Regions from separate parts of the Homo sapiens genome. Here region 2 is linked to region 1. A link is a loop called in an ENCODE intact Hi-C map of the cell type or tissue named here. Cell type or tissue: IMR-90. All regions are shown on one strand. Each heading gives the region's core, and the rest is flanking DNA. Links, peaks and the distances in the headings are about the cores only.

Evidence for each region. A loop is a pair of places that touch in the nucleus more often than their neighbours do. Peaks named below come from ENCODE experiments on the same cell type or tissue, not always from the same donor. Only the 100,000 strongest peaks of a DNase experiment are listed, where the experiment ranks them.
Region 2: it touches region 1 in a loop (6-fold over the local background); 1 of 110 quality-filtered maps calls a loop at or near these places.

What each region holds. Positions count from the first base shown.
Region 1 is chr2:128,731,652-128,734,564 of GRCh38, forward strand. No RefSeq gene overlaps it. Among named protein-coding and RNA genes, the nearest start is that of HS6ST1, 410 kb to the left of the region's middle. RefSeq lists enhancers at 1,749-1,858, 2,818-2,877. In IMR-90, for the core only: no CTCF peak of the experiment used is centred there; a DNase peak (open chromatin) is centred at 1,630; H3K27ac peaks cover 198 bases.
Region 2 is chr2:128,535,433-128,538,345 of GRCh38, forward strand. The region is part of intron 1 of LOC105373611 (a long non-coding RNA gene); the gene reads left to right. Among named protein-coding and RNA genes, the nearest start is that of HS6ST1, 220 kb to the left of the region's middle. RefSeq lists enhancers at 1,072-1,868, 1,869-2,665. In IMR-90, for the core only: a CTCF peak has its summit at 1,837; DNase peaks (open chromatin) are centred at 709 and 1,959; H3K27ac peaks cover 1,920 bases.

The DNA.
Region 1 (2,913 bases), core at 140-2,639:
ACAGAGTCTTGCTCTGTCACCCAGGCTGGAGTGCAGTGGTGCGATCTCCGCTCACTGCAAGCTCCGCCTCCCAGGTTCATGCCATTCCCTGCCTCAGCCTCCCGAGTAGCTGGGACTATAGGCACCAGCCACCAGGCCTGGCTAATTTTTTGTATTTTTAGTAATGATGGGGTTTCACCATGTTAGCCAGGATGGTCTCGATCTCCTGACCTCGTGATCTGCCTGCCTAGGCCTCCCAAAGTGCTGGGATGGCATTCTTAATGGATACGCCCCACATTGTGGGCTGTGGTTTTAGATCTTCTTCTTGTCTTTTCCTTATTGGTCTTGACAGATTCTGATGTGATTACGGTCTTTGAAGGGAGGAGGCTTGGTTTGGGAGTGTGGATGTAGGGATGGATGTGTGTTTGGCCACTGGAGACACAGAAAGACAGAGGTAACAACTCTGATGTGGATCCTGTGTGGGAGAGGGCCCTAGAAGTCCCCTAGAAGGGCACAGAGGGGCTGGCGCCAGCTCTCAATTCACTGTCGCAGGGCCACGCAGCCCCCCAGCACCCTCCACACCCCACAGATGGAGGAGGCTATGCGGGTGCCTGGTACCTCCCTCTTCTGACACAAGCACCTGAAGAAGAAAGGGCTAGGCTTGGAAAGGAGGTGAGAGGGATGGTGAATAGTCCTCAAGACTGGGCCTTTGGGATCAGCCACCCAAAAACCATTTGAGACAGATGGAATCTGCCATGTTTCTAGGGCTTCCAGTTTCAACACAGAAAAGGCCCAGGGCGATGCTAAGACTCCATCAGCCTACCCGAGGCTTCCACTACACACTTGACGTCGGCATCCACCAGACCCAGCTGCACCTGAATCACACACACCTTCTCTCTCTCCCAATCTGTCCCTGTGGTGAGCACAAATGAGCCTCCATGGAAGACAGGCGGACCTTGTTCCATTCAGAGATCAGACCTCGGGGCTCCTAAGCAAACCCTATCCACATCTTCTCCACTCCCAGACATTTTCATTTCTGGATATTGTCATTTTCTGATGAATGTCCCAGGAATAGTGGCTGGTGACCCTTCACCTTCTTTTTCTTCTTCACAGACATATGAACAAACTCTTAAGTTTTGGTGAACTTAAGGTAGCATTTCCCAAGGTGAGTTCCCTAGAACACTAGTTCTTTAGGCTTGTTCTTGATGTTGTGCTAACAAAAAGGTTTGTAGTCAAGGTAATTTGGCATAGATTTGGTTGGAAAATGTTGAGCAGGCTCACCTTCTGCCCCTTCCCCTCCTTGTGAGTTTCCAGCACAGCTACCCTTGCCAGAGTAACCACTGCTAACTGCCTTCCCGTGAGCAGGTTTCTTACAGCAGGATGTTTCAGGGCCTTTAACAGGCACTGTAAGTCTGCAAGAGGGAGATCATAACTGGTATCCTCAAGCTCATTATGCCACAGACCCTTATTTTCCTCCAGGGCTCTCTGTGGGATATGCTGCACTAGGGGTGGCTCTGCCTGTGAACAGCTTCTGTTGGGCCCCTTTCACACACTGTTGGCCAATGGGGGCTTGCTGAAAACACATCCTCCGCCCACCACCCTATTAGGAAATATCTCATTTAAGTGTCTCAGTGTCTGGAACTGGGCCATTAGATGTCCATTTCTCTGTGTAAGCCTTTTCTTATTGCAAAATGCAAAATCCCCTGGGAGTAACACATGCAATAATGACTAATCATTCACAGTTTTGTGCTGAGTAAAGAACACGGCTGTTACTGACAGATGGACTTGGGTCAGAATCCCGATTTCACCCTTCCTTTGCTGTATTACCTTGCTTGACAGGAGGGCTGCTGGTCACATACAGTGAGATACATTTGCCCCTACCTCCCAGAGTTCTTGTGAGAATTAAAATGATGAACAAACGAATGCAAAGACAGAGCCAGCAGGGGAGTGTCTCCCAAAGGGGTGCTTTGCTAAGGATTTTAGAGAACCTGGTGTGCTGCCTTGATGCTGGTGCCCAGGGGCTCGCTGCCCACTGCAGTGGTGTGGTTCCTGTACCGGATCTGCCCTGATGGTAGAACCTGGCCCTGCCATCCTCAGTGGATGTCTGTTGCAGATGCCACAGACCCAGAAGCATGCCTGGATGATACGGTGGGCTGGTGTGTGACAAAAAGCATTTGCTAGGCACAATTAAGCCGGCTGAAAACTGCAGAAGGGGCAACTAACCTAATTAACAAAGCAGCATTAGTCTGAGGGCTTTACAGAAATTAATTGTTGTTATACAAATGCTGAGCTAATTGAGAATAGGTCTGATTAATTTATCAGAGCAGGTCCTCGTGGATCCGCCTTAGAAACACTATCTTGCAGGCGGCTCCAGCCACAGGGATCTTTACATCACCAGCACTGGTCTCCCCTTCCATAGCTTAACATAGTAGCTGCCTTTCCGGGCTTGCTTTATTTCCACCTTGCCTGTTAGTCTGATGCAGGACTCTTGGGCTCTTGGCTGTGATGGGAAGAAGGTTCTGGAAGCAGCACTGCAACTCTGAGCTGGCTAGATCTCAGAGTCAAAACCAGACGACACTGCCGGTGTCTTTTTCACTTCGCTGCAGTGGTCTTAGATTTAAAAGCCACACACATCAGAACTAGTTTCTGATGGAATCAACTCATTGAGTTGGAAAAATTATAATTTAACATTACATGGAATTTAAAGTCTCTATTACACATAGCGGATGCACAATCAAACACGGTTCATTCTTGCCTCCCCCTCTCCCCTGCCAACTCCCCCTCCTAAGTGATGGGGCAGACAGCACAAAGGGTTCTTGAGTTTTGAATGTTGGGAGTGTGTCTGGAAGCCTTGTTTTGTTTGCAGCAGTCGTGGCCGCACCTGCGGGCCCACACCTTGTGGGCAGTTTCTTGGTGCGCGAAAGGCGTAGTGCA
Region 2 (2,913 bases), core at 281-2,780, 200 kb before region 1:
TCATGGCAAAATATTTGGGTTACAGCATTGGTAGTCTAGTGTAAGTTGTTTCATTTTATTTTTTGGCCTAAAATTACATAGCACCCTTTAAAAATTGCAGCTGCTTCCTATTATTTGTAATTTGGACTTGTATTTCAATTTAATCCATTCCTGCTGGTTTTAAACTGAAAAGAACATGTAAGTGAGTTCTCCCACCCAAAAGTTAAGAGACACTCCCTCCCTCCATACCGACTGGGGACTCTAGGTGACTAGAGACTTTATGGAGGTGTTGAAATGTTCGTCCATGATACGTAGCAGCCTTATAGGACCTCCCTTCAAGAAAAATATCTGCAGGGATTTTTGGCTTAGCCAGAAGGTGCACATAAGGGCTGGTCACCTGGCACCTTGAGTGCTCTGCTGCCGAAAAGTGATGAGAGATTCCGAGACATGTAAAAGAGTGAATCCATCCTGGCTAACACGGTGAGACCCCATCTCTACTAAAAATACAAAAAAATTAGTTGGGCATGGTAGCATGTGCCTATAGTCCTAGCTGCTCAGGAGGCTGAGGCAGGAGAATTGCTTGAACGCGGGAGGCAGAAGTTGCAGTGAGCTGAGATCGCACCACTGCACTCCAGCCTGGAGAGAGAGCAAGACTCTGTCTCAAAAACAAAAAACAAAAGAATGAGTCATGACTCACTGATGACTCTTTGAGGAATGGCACTCACAGAGCAGCACACTTCAGCCTACTACATCGTTCCAGCCTTGGTCACTTTTGAAAGGGAATTTCTAAAATGGTGGGAAACTGATTGTCAAAGCTGAGCTTTCCCTTAAGGATCATCCCCCGGCCCTCGGAAATACCCGCTGTATTTGTGTATAACACCCGTGGAGCTCCACCTTGGACTTACACAACTCAAGATCATCCCAAGTAGCAATGGCCAAATTGGGGGTCTTTTGAAATTTCTAAATTAATATATTTGCACACACAATGGGAAAATGCAGGTTTTAGAACCAGACAAATGAATAGAAAGCCTACTTTCTGATTGCCCTGAGTGAAATCTGGTAATAAGAGATTTGAAAGGATTTTTTAATGAGCTGTATGGTCAGAGTAGGCTTAATTAAAAGCTGATTTTCAAACTATAATTTTTTCCTGTCTTCCTTTTCTCTTTTGGATACTGTTTCTGGGAATTGTTTTTTAGTTGACAGAATCCGCTTTTCAAATATGTCTGGTCCCTCTGTTTGCTTCCTTTCTTGTTGGCATGATTTTTGCTGACGAAAATGTAAAACTTCATTGGCTTTTTATTTTATTTATTTATTTTGAGACAGAGTCTCGCCCTTGTCGCCCAGGCTGGAGGGCAGTGGCACGATCTTGGCTCACTGCAACCTCCACCTCCCGGGTTCCAGCGATTCTCCTGCCTCAGCCTCCCAAGTAGCTGGGATTACAGGTGCCCACCACCATGCCCAGTTAATTTTTGTATTTTTAGTAGAGACAGGGTTTCACCATGTTGGCCAGGCTGGTCTTGAACCCCTGACCTTAGGTGATTTGCCCGTCTTCGCCTCCCAACATTGGTCTTTTAGAAACCTTAAAATCTCCCCAAATTGGCTCCGCTCCTCTAGGACTTGTTTTTCCTTCCATTTCTGCTCCTCCTTCCTTTTGCCATGTTAGATACCACGTGAAGAAATCTAGAGGAGACTTCCAACAGCCCTGGGCCCTCTTGAGGAACACAGGAAAAGGCACCACAGCCCCTTTGTGAGGCCTTTTACTTTCCTTGTGGAGTCCCAAGAGTAGCGGGTATGCCCCTCTCAGGGCTGAAACTCTGCTCTCTTTTGCATTGAGTTACCCGATCTCTTTGGCTTTGTAGGCACCAGGGGTTCCATTGTACTGTGAGAGGGAAGGTGACCTTTGTGTGTGTGACGGCTGGTGAGTCAGATGTGAGAGCTGCAGCTTTGGAGGTGGCCGCAGCAGTTGCAATGAGTGTATTTATTTCAGGGATGACTCGTTTCTTTGTGTGTTTAGATAAGAAAAGTGTGGTTTGGATACTTGCACGTGGTGGGAACACCCACCACCGAGGGATAGGATTCCCATGGGGGCTGGGCTGATGGCAGAGGGGGCTGGTTGCTGTTGGATTGCCCAGCAGTCTCTGGCGAATGTCTTGTAGTGAGGCGCTCTAAGAAAGTGTTGCAGGGCCTGGTCCCATCACGTTTTCCTCATTTGCGGAAAATGGGATTCAATGTAAAAGTGGGATCCTTGATTTCTGAAGATCTAGATGCTCTGCCTTTCAGCTGGGCCTGCTTTTCACATCTGTAAGTATTAGGCCCTGGAAGCTACAAATGCTTTGTGGGCTCTGTTCATTAATGAGCTCTGCCCTGAGCTCAGTGGCCCAGTTGGAAAACAAAGACCAAATTAGAAGCTACCTATCTAAATAAAATTGGGCTCCTTGTCAATCCTGTGGTGAATTCCTATGGTTTTGTGTTACTGTGGGATTTCTTCTTAATCTTTCTCTGACAAAACCAAAACCCTTCTTGAAAATGTAAATTCTTTCTCTGTGTTTCAAGATGTTAATTTGCTACCCTGTTTTCTCCAAAACCAGTAAGGGCTTCAGCCATGTGGGACAGATAAACTTTAATTTGTTCCATTTACAGAGGCACAGTTTAATCCAAGTGTCCTTTTAAACTAGTGAGTTTTACTTGTCTCATGGCTAAAATTTTAAAGTCCAAGCTGTAAAATTTTTGTGCCTATCTCTGTTTTTATGTTTACATGTGTACATGTCTGTGCGTATGTTGTCTGTGTGGTACCAAATTGACTTATAAGTGCATGAGTACTCACAAATTGCGTGCCCAAATGCTTTCAAGTTTACATGACTTTAGCAATCTTTGGTAAATAAAGCTAGCTTAAAAATTGTTGGTAAAACAAAATAGAAATGTCTTCAGAATTTT